Regions from separate parts of the Mus musculus genome. Here region 2 is linked to region 1. The links are chromatin loops, found by intact Hi-C in ENCODE. Cell type or tissue: heart. All regions are shown on one strand.

What was found. Hi-C counts contacts between places; a loop is a spot of excess contacts. Peaks named below come from ENCODE experiments on the same cell type or tissue, not always from the same donor. Only the 100,000 strongest peaks of a DNase experiment are listed, where the experiment ranks them.
Region 2: a loop joins it to region 1, with 21 times the contacts of the local background. A loop is called at or near these places in 18 of 42 quality-filtered maps.

The regions. Positions count from the first base shown.
Region 1 is chr5:28,447,648-28,455,647 of GRCm38, reverse strand. No RefSeq gene overlaps it. Among named protein-coding and RNA genes, the nearest start is that of 9530036O11Rik, 15 kb to the left of the region's middle. In heart, no CTCF peak of the experiment used is centred here; a DNase peak (open chromatin) is centred at 4,257; H3K27me3 peaks cover 3,590 bases.
Region 2 is chr5:29,330,996-29,338,995 of GRCm38, reverse strand. All of the region lies in intron 4 of Lmbr1 (limb region 1), which reads left to right. Among named protein-coding and RNA genes, the nearest start is that of Lmbr1, 43 kb to the left of the region's middle. In heart, a CTCF peak has its summit at 2,950 (motif pointing right); no DNase peak of the experiment used is centred here.

The sequences.
Region 1 (8,000 bases):
AGCACTTGGGCAGAGGCAAGAACTGGATGCCCACCCAGCTCAACAGTTTGCCATGGCCTGAGAGGAATTCTTGAAACAAGGACACCATAGAATACACAACTCCAAGCAGTCCCTGTTTCTGGAGGGGCCAGGTGGCACAGCCCTGCTGCCCATCTTCCAGGGTCCCTCTGTCCTTCTTTGTAGGATCTTTCTTTCTTTTTTTTTTTTTTTTTAAGATTTATTTATTATATGTAAGTACACTGTAGCTGTCTTCAGACACTCCAGAAGAGGGCGTCAGATCTTGTTACGGATGGTTGTGAGCCACCATGTGGTTGCTGGGATTTGAACTTCAAACCTTCGGAAGAGCAGTCAGGTGCTCTTACCCACTGAGCCATCTCACCAGCCCCTTGTAGGATCTTTCTATAGGCATGAAAGAAAGGTATTACATAGGTGTGACAAAGACCCCAAAGAAAATACAGGCCGCTGAGCCTTAGCAGGGCACCCACATATCTCCTCAGAATTGGTAGTATCAAGAAATTGTGCAAAATATATTATGGTACTTACTGCCATCTTCTCATACCCAAGTTTTTAATCTGTTCTTATAAAAAAAAAAAACCAACAACTGCATCATAATGTTCTCAAAACTGGTATCTTTGTGCTATATGGGTTGCATAAGTTAAGAAATCACAGAGACTTCCTGAACTGTTGGTTATGTGACAAAATTTCTATCTTGTGCTGTCGAGAACCTTCACGTCCCTTCGTGAGAGTAAGCTGTGTATGAGAAGGGAAGTTTCCATTGAGAGGGTGGATGTCACTCTCTCAATGGGTGGATTGAGTCAGGTTGTGATCATTTTTCCTGTGCAGGAAGACATGTGACCCAGCAGCTGACAGGGTGGCAGAGAGGTCCTCCCCTGGTGGGGTCTCAATGTCATCAGTGTCACACTCCATGGGAAATGTTGGGCACACATGGAAAGGATGCTCGGTGGCTACAAGACTTGGCCAGAAAACACCGAAGCCCCTGCCAGGGACTCATGCGGGCACAAAGAAGCTGGCTATACTCAGCCTATGGGGCTCCCTAAGATCCAGGAAACCCAGGCACCTTCTCTCTGGGTACCCAGGAATGTGGCCCACATGTGACTTCATAGAAACAGATCACAATTCACTTCTTGGGTATTGACTTTCCAAGCACTCTGCTGAGTATATGTTCAAAGGTAGAGAGCAAGCTATGACCGTGGAACAAATCTAGTCCAAGGCCTATTTACACATAACTTATAAGCTGACATTGTTCTTAGTACCTGTAAATGTCTGAAACAAAGAATCTAAACGATAATATTCACAGCACCTGAGAACTCCATGAAACTTGGAGCTGAGTAGCCATCAGTAAACTTTCACTGGACACAGCAGACACATTCACGACATCTTGCCCATGGCTTCCTTCCTACCTGTGTGACAGACCTAGTGGTTACAGCAGAGATCATTAGGCCTCTGGAGCCACATACACACACACACACACACACACACACACAAACACACACACAGCTTTGCTGTGGACAAGGCTATTTCTAGTCTTTGTAGGATTCCCAACCACGGCTGGGGATGTGGTCTGGTCAGCAAAGTGCTTATGACACAAATTTGAGGAGTCAAGCTTGTTCCCCGTACCCACATAAAAGGCCTGATGGAGCAGCACTTTTCTGTGATCCCAACACTGGGGAAAGGAAGACAAGAGAATCCAGGGCTTTCTGGCCAACTAACATGGCCAGATCAGTGTGCTCCAGTTCAGCAGGAGACCCAGTCTTAAAGAATAAGGAGAACAGATAAAGGACATCTGACATTGACCTTGAGCTCCACATGCTCACCCACACACTGTGAACACAGAAACTAACACACGAATGCTGTGGATGGCACTGTGCTGCTTGTATTTTTATGTTAATTCTGCTCTCCCAGGAGAGGCTGTCTGGACTCAGGAATGGGTCGTGAACTCATTGGCTTCTGGTGAATCAATCCCTAATGAATAAAGGAGCCAATCACTGGGCAAGTAGGCGGGACTTCTGGTTTGGATGAAGGAAGAGAGGAAGCAGAAGAGAGTTAAGCCTTTTGGACAGGGACAGCATAAGTATAAGATGTAGCTGCTAGAGTTTCCCAGTATCATGGAGGATCCACAAGGATTTGCCACCAGAGGAATCAGATTTTAATAGGGCTTACAAGATTAGGTTTTAGTTGTTGCACCCAGAGATTGAGTTACCGTTGTTTCTGAACTAAGTTGGTGTTGCGTTTTCCTTCACACGGGGGCTCATCTGGGTTCAAGAGAGAAAGGTACAGGCGGCAAAATGTGTGAGTTTGCCTGAGGTGCACCACAAAGGCCATGGAGCTTTTGAGGCATGGGGAGACATGCTTAGCAAGCTGGGTAGAGACATTTGGGAGCTTCAGGCCAAAGAGTCTCCAGGAAATAAAACAAGTTGGCCATTAGCTGCCAGTGCACAGCCAGTCAGGCCACCAGGGCAGAGTTGGCAGTGCAAGTGTGGGAATGTGCTGTTTCGTTTTTAATATTTCCTGCAACACATACATACACAAAATGATAGATTAATCAATTATTTAAAAACAAAAAATGACTTGGGGGCTGGAACTGCGGGGCCTGCTCTCATCAGTAGAGGATCTTTCACTAGAATCCACAGGGCTTGTACACAATGCCCCCCTCCCTACGAGCCAGAGAATGCCTCACAGGGTTTGTGAGCACGGCAGTGGGAAGCCACCCCACTCTTTGGGGGGCAAACTGCAAAGCTGAATGTCAATCAAAGATGTACCTGGTCAGAGAGAACAGCCCTGCCCAGAGCCCCCACCTTCACCCCAAAATAGGAATCTGGGATTGGGAGAGAAATAGTTCTTTCTCCTAGAGCTTGACTCTCAAGCAGAAAATTCACTACCAATACACATTTTACCACATTAAAAGTGCTGAGGCCTGGAAGGAGACCTGGCTCTGGCATGAAGCTAACCACCATGTCCAGTCCAGAGTTTAGCAGCAGAGCCATGTCTCCAGACAAGACACTGGTTTAGCCTGAGCAGACCGAGAAATCTGTAGTCAAAGAAATGATAATACAACAAAAATCAAAGAAAAGCTGCCCCCAACCACAATTGATTTCTCAGTGCAGTCTTGTGTGCAAGGTGACGACGTGCATCTAGCTCCTGCAGAGAAGTGTTCCTCTCCCCTGATTCAGCCTCATTCTAGCTGGGAAAATCCTTCCAGGGGCTCTTAGCACAGTACAAGAGCTGGTTTTTAGATCCTCACAGCCTACATGCTAACCCAGATCCTTGAGAGGACTGTCAACGCCCAGGCCCATGTTGATTCCCTGTATGCCCAATCCATGGGACTCCAGGTGACAGCTGTCCTATGCCACCTATCTCTGGCAAGGAGGGCAAACAAAACAGCTAGGCAGGGGACTAGGACCCAGAAACATGAAAGCAATCTCCTGAGCAGTTCACATCCTCGGAACAAATAGACTCAGAGGTTCGTAAGGCACACATGGAGAACGGAGAAGGAAACCTAGCGTTTAATTTGGCATCCACATACATACACACAGGACTGTCCCTGCTATGCACCAAATATCCTCTGAGGCCCTCTTTGGCTCTTGGGCAGGAGGGCATTGCATTCAGCCCTGTGAATTCTAGTGAAAGATAGTCCCATTTCTGACAATAGTGGGCCCCTGAAAGTCCAGTCTCTGTCTCGTGCCCTGCAAGCCAATTTGTGTGTGTGTGTGTGTGTAATATGATTCTGTATGTGTTTGGTTTTGTGTTCATGGTGTATGTGTGTGCATGTGTATATAGAGGTCAACCCCAGGTATCCTCCATCTGTGACTTCTAGGAACCTCCAAATCTACCAGGTCAAAGTTCGTGGTCAGCTGCTATTAGCCCTAATAGCACCATCAACACTTGCAGAGATAGGCACCACAAAGGCAGCTCTGGGGGGATGCTGGGCAACTCCAGCTCGCTTTTGGCCAGAAGTGAAAAAGGTAGATTAGGTTTTAGTTGTTGCACCCAGAGATTGAGTTACCGTTGTTTCTGAACCAGATTGGCCCTGAGTCTGGTACTCACGCCTATACATATCCTCTCTAGTTTATGACTCCCATCTGTCGCATAAACATGAGGCATGAGTGAGGGGGTGTCCTGCCTTGGTGAACTCCCCAATCCCCTGTCATTTTCTAGCAGCTGTGAATTCTCTATGGTCCAGCCCTGCCTGGTAGCTAGGTAGAAAAGACCCAAGCACAGCATTCTTCCCTGCGTGGAGGCCGAGCGCCCTCTGGTGGCCATGTTGGGAAAAAGACTTGTGGACCCAACCAGATGGCTTAGGAGCAGGCACTGCACAGATACTTACACATATAAATAATAATAATAATAAAATTAAAAAGAAAAGCCAAATTAGGAGCACTGCACTGGCCCTACTCTGTAGCAGTGGACATGTGGGTCCTCATCTGTCCAACCATCTGAGGAGTGGTGGGTCCAGGGCTCATTGAGATAAATTGGATAGCAGATGGTTGAGACCTGAGGGAAAGAAAGGGAAGGTCTGGAAGGAGTCTGGCACTGTTCTAGTTTCATTCTGTTGCTGTGATTTAAAAGAAAAAAAAACATAGCCAAAAGCAACTCAGGGAAAAAGGGGTTTATTTCAGCTCATAGCCCCACAGTCAGCGAGCCCCACAGAGGAACACTGCTTGCTACCTTGCTCATGGCCTCATGCTTATCTAGCTTTCACATACATCCCAGTACCACTGTCCTAAGGAATGGTGCTGCCCACAGTGGGCAGGGCCACTGGAGAAGGAACATGGAGAGGTAAAAGGTCATGCTAGCCATGAAGACAAGCAAGGAAAGATGTAATCTAGAAATGGAAGTGGCCTGCTGACCAAAGGTGGAGGGCAGAGATGCCCACACAACTAGAACCACTGCAGGCATTCATGGGGGACCAAACTAGTACATCTGTGCTCATACTCCATACTCATACTCCAGTGAAGCATTTCCCCCCGAGACAAATGAGCCCCTGAGCCTTGCCTTCATGTTAACAGAAGAGCATATGGGCACAAAGGGCACAGTTACAGAGGCCATAGGGAACATATACCTGGTACCATGGATGAGACCCACACCTCACCTTGCCCACTAGTGACAGTCCCAGCCACAACAGACCTTCAACATCAAGCTGCCAGTGTTAAGCTAAGAGAACCTGGGACACATCAGTGAGGGCAGGAACTTGTGTGGGTAGCCAGTGTTATCAACACGGGTGGGATATAGAGAGTAGAGGAGGGGCTGCCATCTTACTCTTTCAAGCTCCTGCAGAAAGCATTTTGAAAGTCAGGAGAGGCCAGGAGGTAAAGAAATGAAGGAAAGCCAGCCAGGAACCTGGGCTGTTGAATCCAGAATGCCCCTGAGGAGGCCCAGCCCTGGTTGGAGAGCAAAGCAGGATCTACTCCAGGAAAGATGTAGTCAAGATGCTGTCAAGGCTGCCGAGACAGCAGGAGCTCCTGTCCTGTGGTATTCAGGATGTCCTAGCACATCTGCAGTCACAGGCGGGCACTCTAGCACCAGCATGCCAGCAAAGCTCTTGTGTTCTGGGAGCAAGGGTCAGCCTCCTTTCCTTTCTTCTTTGTGATTGTTGTTGTATGTGTAAGAGTCTTGTACCCGCATGCATGCCTGTACACCGCACGCATGTAGTACCCAAGGAGGGGATTCATAGCCTCTAGAACTTGAACTACAGACAGTTGGGGACCCTTTTGTGGGTACTGGGAGTCGAACCTGAATCTTCTGGAAGAGCAGTCAGTGCTCTTAACGGCTGAACCATCTCTCTCAAGCCACCCCCTCTGTTTTAACAAACTTTTATTGAAAGAAAAAGATATAATGAATGCCTGCTTTATGCTGGAATCTGTCACCACCAAGCCTCATACAGACCAAACATGCATTGTATATATGCACAGCTCCCCTGCCTTTGACACTCTGTGCTTGGGTAACAAACTACATCAGGACCTGACAGTGCAGTGGGGGAACAATCTTCTGACACTTTTTATTTTGAAATAAGATTTTTTTCCAGTGGCCTCCTATAGTCTTGAATTCACTCTGTAGCGTAGATAGGCCTTGAACTTGGTAATCTTCCTGCCTCATCCCCTCAGCTGGGTTTGCAGGCCTGTAGAGTCAGACACCACTCATTAGTATCTATGAAATGTGTAGTAGCATTATACAGTATTATGTAGTGGCACCTTTGTGTTATATATATATATATATTCTTATTGCTAAAAAAAATGCCAAGAACCATCTGGCCCTGTTGAGTTGTGCATTGTGCTTGCTTCTGGCACTCATAGCTGTTGCTGACTCCTGACTAATCAGAGTGGTGGCTGTGGAAGGCTGGGGTGGTCAAGGTGACTTTTTGCCTTAATGACAGTGGAATGGGCCACACCTGTCCACTCTTCCCTTCATGAACATCCCCTGCAGTTTATAGTGTTGTTTGAGAACATTTCTTTCAACACTGAAGTAATCCTCTCCAGCTCTGTTACCACTTCTCAACTAAGTTTCCATGACACCCCGACTCCTCGGTTGTCACAGGGATAGATTCTGTCTCAAGAGACTTCCTTCCAGGGGCTAAGGAGATGGCTCATCAGTAAGGTGTTTTCCACAAAAGTATGAAGATCCAAGTTTGGATTTCCAGAGCCCATGTAAAAAGTCAAGCCTGGACTGAGGAGATAGTTCAGTGGATAAAACAGTTTACACTGAAAGCCTGAGAATGAGAGTTCGAATCCCCAGCATGCACCTAAAAACAGATGGGTACAATTGCTGTAATAAACGTCAATGTGCCACAGTAACATTGTGAAGGAATATGCTTTTGTCTGAGCAGTAGCCACATTAGTCACGTGGTAAGCAGGGATGGGTGTGCCCTCTAGGCTTCGCTGTCCCACAGGCAGAACACAGGGTTGCTAAGGAACATGGTGGTCCTGGACAAGTGTCTGCTGCTCTTTCTCTTAAGCCAGGCATTAGCTTCTCTTCAGCTATGGATGTGCCCAGGAGAGTCCTCATCCAATGAAAGATGGTTTACACCGAAGGCATGCCACTGAGTGTCACTTCCGACTACTCTCTCAGCTTCTTCAGCTTTGTCACCTGACAGGTCAGGCAATGCCTGGAGGAAAGCTCTCCAATGTGACTCCACAGTTGGCAACATGGGCGATTCGCTTTCTTGTCACTCCTGTGCTCAGTGGGGCAGCACTTTCAATTTCCTTCCAGAAGTTTTCCTCAGCACTCAAAACTTGGCTAGCCCCTCAGTGCAAGAGGCCTCATGTTAGCCTAACCTTAGCCTAACCTGAAAGTCACATCCTTTCACTTGGGACATTTAGAAGCTGTCTTAGAGTTCTATGGCTGTGAACACGCACCAGGACCAAGACAAATCTTATAAAAGACAACATTTAATTGGAGCTGGCTTACGGGTTCAGAGGTTCAGTCCATTATCATCAAGGTGGGAGCATGGCAGCATCCAGGCAGGCATGGTGCAGAAGCTGAGAGTTCTATATCTTCATCTGAAGGCTGCTAGTGAAAGACTGACTTCCAGGCAGCTAGAGGGAGGGTCTTAAGCCCTATGCCCACAGTGACACACCTACTCCAACAAGGCCACACCCCCTAATAGTGCCACTCCCTGGGCCAAACATATACAAACCATCACAGAAGCTAATAAACACACAGCTATTTGTTGGCCAAATTTCAATATTATTGCCTCAGAAAATAACAAGCAAGGTCTCGAGGCCAGAGAGATGGCTCAGAGAGTAAAGGTAATTTACACCAAGCCTGGTAGCCTGAGTTTCACCTCCAGGAACCAAATAGTAGGAGAGAACCAACTCCCCCAAAGTTGTCCTCTAACCTCTACAACCATGACATGACATGGGCATGCCCCTCCCCCCAAACTGAGGAAGAGAGACAGAGAGACACAGACAGACAGAGTCAGAGACAGACATGCACAGACAGAGACACAGTGATACAAAGGGACTCACTTTTAAAAGAATTAAATT
Region 2 (8,000 bases), 880 kb before region 1:
CATGCTTACTCTAGAATGAACAGGAATATCAAAACATACAAAGCAGAAAATGGCATTGGCTTTTTTTTGTAGTACATATATGTACCATGTGTTTATAGCACATGTAATTTGAATCTTTCAAGCACTGAATTTGTGCTGATAATTTTTCTGTTCTTCATAGTCATTGAAAACATTTTTAGTGCCTGTATCAGCTCTTACCTTACTGCTTTCAGAAGTGAGACCACTTCTCCAGTGACTTCTGACAGCTGTGATGTGGGGGCTGAGTATTCCCAGGTACAGAGCAGCTTTCTGTCTTCTCAGGACTCTTACTTAACTGTCTTCTGTTGGGTTTCCAGGGGATTTTTCACAGTGACTTGAGTTTCTACAATTTGCATAGATAATTATGATGGAAATCATTAGAGTAATAAGTATCATTGGCATACTATTTTTTAGAAGTTCTTCTGACAGATGATATAGGTGCCTTTGTTTCTAACATAAACCCAGTAGCATCAAATACTGATATCTTTGTTGCCAAAGATGTGACTAAGAAATAGCTTCCCTGATTATCATTAGAAAAATTAGTGATCTTTCAATTTTAATTCGTTTATAGACATCGAGTACATATATAATTTGTCACGAACTCCCCCTTTTTGTATCAAACTATTTGGTTTCTTTAAAACTAAACCCCTATAAATGTTTATTTATAGTTGCTATTTTGACTTTTGATTTTGTATGCTCTTTGGGGACCTGGAGTTTTTATATTTTTGTATCAAGTGGTCTTTTTCCCCCCTTTGGCTTTGGTTTCTCTTAATTTTTTTTTTTTTCCAAGACAGGGTTTCTCTGTATAGCCCTGGCTGTTCTGGAACTCACTTTGTAGACCAGGCTGGCCTCGAACTCAGAAATCTGCTTGCCTCTGCCTCCCAAGTGCTGGGATTAAAGGCGTGCGTCACCACGCCCAGCTCTCTTAATTGTTTCTCTGTGAAGAAGATCCTCTTCCACCATGAATGTAGGAAACACTAACTTTCTTCTTGTCAGCAGTTTTGTTTGTTCTTGCACGTTTATTCCATCAGGAGTTTACAGAGTAGTTTTGTACGTCACTCTTCAAAGCTCACTGTCTTTTATTTTATTTTAGAAGTTCTCCCATGAGGGCCTGTTTTTTGACTTTGGAGTCAGCTAGCCTAGCTTAGAATTTCAGTTCTCTGTCTTACTGTTAGGGACCCTGAACAAACTGTTAAAAATGTCAAGTCAGTGTTTTATCTGCAGAATGAATAGAACAAGAACAAGTGGGTTGGGTTTTTATGTGAGAAGCGTAGAATGTATGTAAAAAAGTACCTGCTCATCTAATGACTGCACCAGAGTAAGATGAAGTAAACAGCATATTTTCATGGACCCACTGGGTCCTCAGCTCCCCAGTGTCCTTTTGGATTATCGTGTCTTCTTTATCCTCTTCTCTGTTTAAGCCTCCTCTGTCCAGGGACACTTTGGTGAGTATTCCCATGGGATATAGGCATCTTACTTTTTTTTTTTTTTTAAAGATTTATTTATTTATTATATGTAAGTACACTGCAGCTGTCTTCAGACACACCAGAAGAGGGCGTCAGATCTTGTTACAGATGGTTGTGAGCCACCATGTGGTTGCTGGGATTTGAACTCCGGACCTTTGGAAGAACAGTCGGGTGCTCTTACCCACTGAGCCATCTCACCAGCCCGGCATCTTACTTTTTTATTATTGTCCTGAGAGGTCTGTAGAGCGAGAGCCACCCAATAAACTAGACAAGGGGCCCCTCTTCAAAATCAACAAGAGGGAGCCTTGAGTATTTGGGGCACTTCTTCATGGAATCACTTTGTTCTATTAGGGCTTATGCTGGGCCACACATAGATCATTTTTATTTGATGATACACAGTACTTTTGTGCATGCCTAGCATTTTGGAGTAGGAGCTCAGGCCTATCATAACTGCAAGGTCAAAGTGCTTATACTTGGTGAAAGCCCGGTATCAGGCCAAGAGCAGTTTTTCAAAGGCAAGTAGTTATCTGAAGAGAGTAATCTCCACTGTGATTCTTTGACTGAGCATGCCATACAGTTTAAGCTGTAATGAAGAGGCAGAGGTGTCAAAGTCTGTACTGGCTGGTTTTGGGTGTCAACTTGACACAGCTGGAGTTATCACAGAGAAAGGAGCTTCAGTTGAGGAAATGCCTCCATGAGATCCAACTGTAAGGCATTTTCTCAATTAGTGATCAAGGAGGGCGGTCCCCTTGTGGGTGGGACCATCTCTGGGCTGGTAGTCTTGGTTCTATAAGAGAGCAGGCTGAGCAAGAAACCCTGACTAAGACAAAGTGGCATCATTGGCATAAGCAAAATAGGAGTAAAAGGGGGACAGAGAAATTCCTTTGTAGTGTCATCTTTTGTGTCTTGGCACTGTTAATTTTTTATTTTGGAAGTTCCCAAGATTCTTACTTTGCAGTGACTACTTTTCCGCCATGTGTACTTAAAATTAAAAGCCAATAATGGTAAAAATTTGAAGGAGAGAATGATAGAATTAAGTTCTAGTCTTAAGTCTGGGCATAATTCTCTGGTTTTGGAGGTGTTTTTCTCCAGTGGTGCCTAGTGTTTGCGTCAGTTGTGTTTGCTGGTGTGGAGCTATACATTGGCAAGTGAAATGTCTAGTTTCAGTTCAGGTTGTTAGCGTGAGCCCTGGTGAGCTGGCTAATCTCTCTGAGGACTTTCTTTTGATGCCAATGAATATATCTTGTTAAATGAAGGGTACTTACAGGCATATGTGCCTCTACGTCACCATTTGTTTTACAGCATAAAGGCTCAAACCGAGGGAGTGTGCTCACTGTTTTTTTTTTGTTGTTTGTTTTTTTTTGTTTGTTTGTTTTTGTGAATCTATCAGATCGACAGAGGCTCTAAACTCGAGGTTCTCTCAACATGAGTTGTATGTTGTATTTTGAACTATTTTGTGATACCAGCAGGTGGCAGTAGAAGATAACTCTATGGTGAGCCAGTAATTTGGTCTTGTGTTTGAACCTCAAACTGAACTGTATTTTGGGACTGGGCATTGGCTACTAATCCAGTGGCTTGCTGTGGATACTGACTCTGGCAAACTACCTTTCTTAAGTTTTGCAATCTATTGAAGAATATAATTTTAGTTTTTTGAAGCGGAGAAATTTGACAACTTTTATATTATAAATTAAGGTAAATATATAGAATAAAATATGTGTAAAGTTGGTAACAATTTTCAATTGTATTAGAATTGTAGAATGCTTTTAAGGGAAAGTCCACAAATTTATTGAGTTTTGAAAAGTTGACAAGCCACTTTGCAATGCATATTGAATACACATATTTCCCCCTGCCCCAAAGGACTAGCCTTAAGTCAGTGCCTTGCCTCCACCTCCCAAGTGCTGTCATTAGAGATGTGCCACCACTCCTGATAGTTTGAGGGGAATGAGTTTGGGTTCTCATGCTTGTGCAACAAACACTTCATTGACCATATTAGCTTCCTAGCCCTATCTTAGTTTTAAATAAGTGAATTGGTTAATAATAATAATAATAATAATAATAATAATAATAATAATAATTATTATTTTTTGATCTGTGAGTTTTTGCCTAAGGCAAGTTTTACTTTTTTGACTTTTGGTCTGCAGAGAATATTTTGAATTTCTTGTTCTGCAAATATATATGTGCACAAATCAATAATAAGCATGTAAGGTCTCAGCTGGGCGGTGGTGGCACATGCCTTTAATCCCAGCACTTGGGAGGCAAAGGCAGGGGGATTTCTGAGTTCGAGGCTAGCCTGGTCTTATAGACTGAGTTCCAGGACAGCCAGGGATACACAAAAAAACCCTGTCTAAAAAACAAAACAAAACAAAACAACAAAACAATTAAAAAAAAGCCCAAAAAAGGATGTAAGGTCTCTTTTATGCTAAAAATGGCAGTCTATTTTCTGTTTATGAAAATATAGCAAACATTAGTATTCATATATTTGTATTTGGTAGTTTTTCTGAGGCTGATGTTTGAATGGTGTGGAGAGTGTAGCTAGAAGTGGAGAGCCTGGCTTGCGTCTCCAGCTCAGCTCAGTTCTCTTTTAATGAACTTTATGGGTGAAACATATGTGATACAGAGGTCTGGAGATTTAGGCATGTCACAAAGGTGCTTAAATATACACTTATGATTTTTTAGAGTACTCCTGTGCCACTTAGGCTATGCAAAGAGGTAGAAAGGAAGAAGAATGCTCTACTCTGCTATATTTGTGTTGTTAAAGAAGTTGTGTCTCTCTTGGCAATTTATTTTGTGCTTAGTTTAAAAAATACTTGTTTTATATGTATCTATGTATGTGTGTGTGTGTGTGCGCTATGTGTGTGTTGTGTCATACATTCTCCTGATCACATAAATGTGAGAGCCAGAGCATTATACTAGATGTCTTCCTTTATCATCTTTCATCTTATTTCCTTGAGACAGGGTTTCTCACTGAACTGGAAGTGCAACTGTTTGGGTGGCTGGGCAGGAAGTGCTTGAGATGCCCCTGTCTCTGTGCCCCAGTGCCTGGCTTCTTGTCTGGGTGCTTGCATTCAAACTCAAGTCCTCATGCTTGCAGAGTAAGTGTGCTTACACAGTGAGCCCGTTTCCCAATTCTGCTGAGGTTTTTGTCACTGTTATTTTTAATGTCATGTATAGTTTTTTTTTTTTTTTAATTGTAAGCCTTGTTGAGTAAAATTAATGAGAATGGTAAGGAAAGAGTTGAGCTAGTTTCAGCTATAATTCACACCATTTTTTTTTTGTTCTTGTTTTGCCTGAGTGATGGTGAATTAGAATTATTTATTTATTTATTTATTATATGTGAGTACACTGTAGCTGTCTTCAGACACTCCAGAAGAGGGCTCATTATGGATGGTTGTGAGCCACCTTGTGGTTGGTGGGATTTGAACTCAAGACCTTTGGAAGAATAGTCAGTGCTCTTAACCACTGAGCCATCTTTCTGGCGCACCCCCCCCCCCAATATTTTTTAAAGATTTGTTTAAAAACTTGGGTGTCGTTTCTCTTCTGTTCTTGGTAAGGGCAGAGTTGTAACCCATTAAACAGGAGATAGCCCATTGATAGAGTTGAAGTTTTTCCAAGGTCATGACAGCTAAACTATGGCAGATGTAAAATGCTTCTCACTCAACTGCTGTAAAGGTGGTTAATCTCCTTTAAATTACAGAGAGGGGGAATACCTGATTTTTGGCCAAGACAATATAGTGCACTGGGTATGTAGAATATATCTAATATGTTGGGTTATTAAAATTGAATTTATAAAGTGTTTTGGTGTGTGTGCGCTTATGTATATGTGTGTGGGTATGTGTACACATGCATACATGTGGAGGTCAGAGGTCAGCTTCAGGTGGTAGTATTCAAGAACCATCCACTTTGCTTTTTAAAAACAGAATCTTTAATTGACTTGCGTCTCACTAGTTAAGATAGGCTGGTTACTGGCCAGTAAGTCGTCTCCACCTCCCCAGCTCTGGGATTACAAACATATTCCATCCCACCTGCATTTTTATGTGGGTGCTGGGGACTGATCTCAGGTCCTCATGCTTGTAAAACAAGCACATTACCAAAGCAGTTGTTTCCCCAGCTCCTTGAAATTGATTTTTAAAAACTTTCTGCACCTTGAAGGTGTTTTAAGGAGGCTTTCTGTGTGTATGTAAATATGCTTGTATGTACACTACTAAAAAGATAACTGTAGTATTGCTTTGTCCTGTTTAATTGGCTTAATGATCATGGGCTCATTTAAGCCAATAGACAGACTTAGTGGGCTAATATATCCAATATGGCTGGAATAAAATGGTACTGATGTGTTCTTTTGGTAGATAAAGTAATTAAGTTTATTGATGCCCTTTTCACACAAAATAGTAATTTTGAGATGACATAGAGTAGTAGAGAGAGAGAGGCCTGGAGTCAAGTTCCTGGTGTGTCATTGTGAATTAGGGATTTGTGTGTGAGGGGAATTTATCAAAACTCTTTAAACAAAACATAATTTGCTTTTGGGTGAGATAATTTTCTCCTACAAATTTCTATGTTATTTTTGGAGTTATTGTAAATATTTTATTTTTGGTTTCTTAACAAGTGGTTCATGTATTTTGTGTAAGGATTCTAGTGAGACAGTGATCTTTGTTGAGTCCATTAGAAGCAGGAGTAGCTGTCCTTTCAGTTTAAAACATTTCTTTGTCTTAAGAAGATAGAAAACATGAATCTTTTCTAAGTAATTTTCTTCCCCAAGAATGAATACCAGTAGCAGGCATTGGATATTCATAGGACCCTGGCCCAAGGGAGGCTTGGCAGCCATTCATTGTTATGTCTGAGATCTTATAGCTCCCTGATATCTTCAAAGCTCTGCCTTCAGATGTCATCACACTGGGAACTAGGGTTCCAGTTTGTGAGTTTGGTTACATTTTTGTCCATGATAATGTTTTTTTATTAGATATGTTCTTCATTTACATTTCAAATGCTATCCCCAAAGTCCCCTATATCCCCCCCCTCCAATGATAATGTTAATAGGCTAGTCTTCCCTCTCATTAATTTATAGATTTAACACAATGCCAGTCAAAATCCCAATAGGCATTTTAAAAAATATTTATTTATTTATATTTATATGAGTACACTGTAGCTATTTTCAAATATACACCAAAAGTGCATTGAATCCCATTGCGATTGTGAGCCACCATGTGGTTGCTGGGTATTGAACTCAGGACCTCTGGAAGAGTTGCCAGTGCTCTTAACCGCTGAGCCATCTCTCCAGTCCCCAATAGATATTTTTTTAAAATGAAAATTGATAAATTTACCTAAAATTCAGATGAGATTTCAGTGAATTTTCAATGGTCTGAACAACGTTGAAGAGAACGAGTTTGGAGGACTTTCTACATAAAGAAGTTTTTCAGTCTGTAATGATCAAGACAGTGTGGTGACAGCATAAGGACAGAGCAGTATTCAATCTAGCAGGGTATTGAGTCCAAGAACATACACATATGTATTGCTGATTGACTTTTGACAAAGGTAAAAAGATGAAATTTAGTGAGTAAAGGATATTTTTAACAAATAGAATTAGAACAGTTTGATAATCACAGGCAAAAATTGACCTTTAGTCTATACCTGGTACCACATGAAATAGCTTAGAGAGTCACAGAGGTAAATGTAAAGCCACAGAAGGAATAGAAGCAAACAGTAGAATCTCTGAGACACTGGGCTACACCACCTTGTCTCATACAATACCAACATCAGGATTAATGAAAGAAAAGCTTCATAAATTTGGCTTTGTTACATGTGAAAAACTATTCTTTGATTAGAAAAAGAAACCATGGACTGGGAAAGAGAACCTGCAGATCTCATAGCTGTTAAAGAATTTGTTTTCAGGGCATGTGAAGAACTTTATTTTTCTGGTGGGAATGGAAAATATAACCAATTAGGAAGATATTGTCAATTTTCTAAAAATACAAACACACAGCTCTCATCTTCTGCTATCTTCTGCTGCATACTTACTCAAAATGAAAGCCTGTATCCATTGCAAAGTCTGAACATGCATGGTTAATAACAGCTTCATATGTAACAGCCACAAGGTAGGAGTAACTCAGATGCTGACAGATGAGACAATAAGGGCTGTTATGGTCTGTGATACAGTCACAGAACACAGTGACAGAAATCAGACCAAAACGAAACAAACAAAAAAAGCCAACACAAACTACATGATCTAGTTACATAGAACTTGTAAAAAATTCTGTCTTTTGGAAGTAAAGAATTAGTGGTTGGCTGGAGTGGGTAAAGGGATAAAGATAGCAGGAAGCACAGATTCTATAGGGGTTTGTGGAAATGTCTGGGGCAAAGATGTGATGGTTTGTATATTCTTGGACCAGGGAGTGGCACCATTTGGAGGTGTGGCCTTGTTGGAATAGGTGTGACCTGGTTGGAGTAGGTGTATCACTGTGAGTGTGGGCTTAAGACTCTCACCCCAGTTGCCTGGAAGTCAGTCTTCCACTAGCAGCCTTTGGA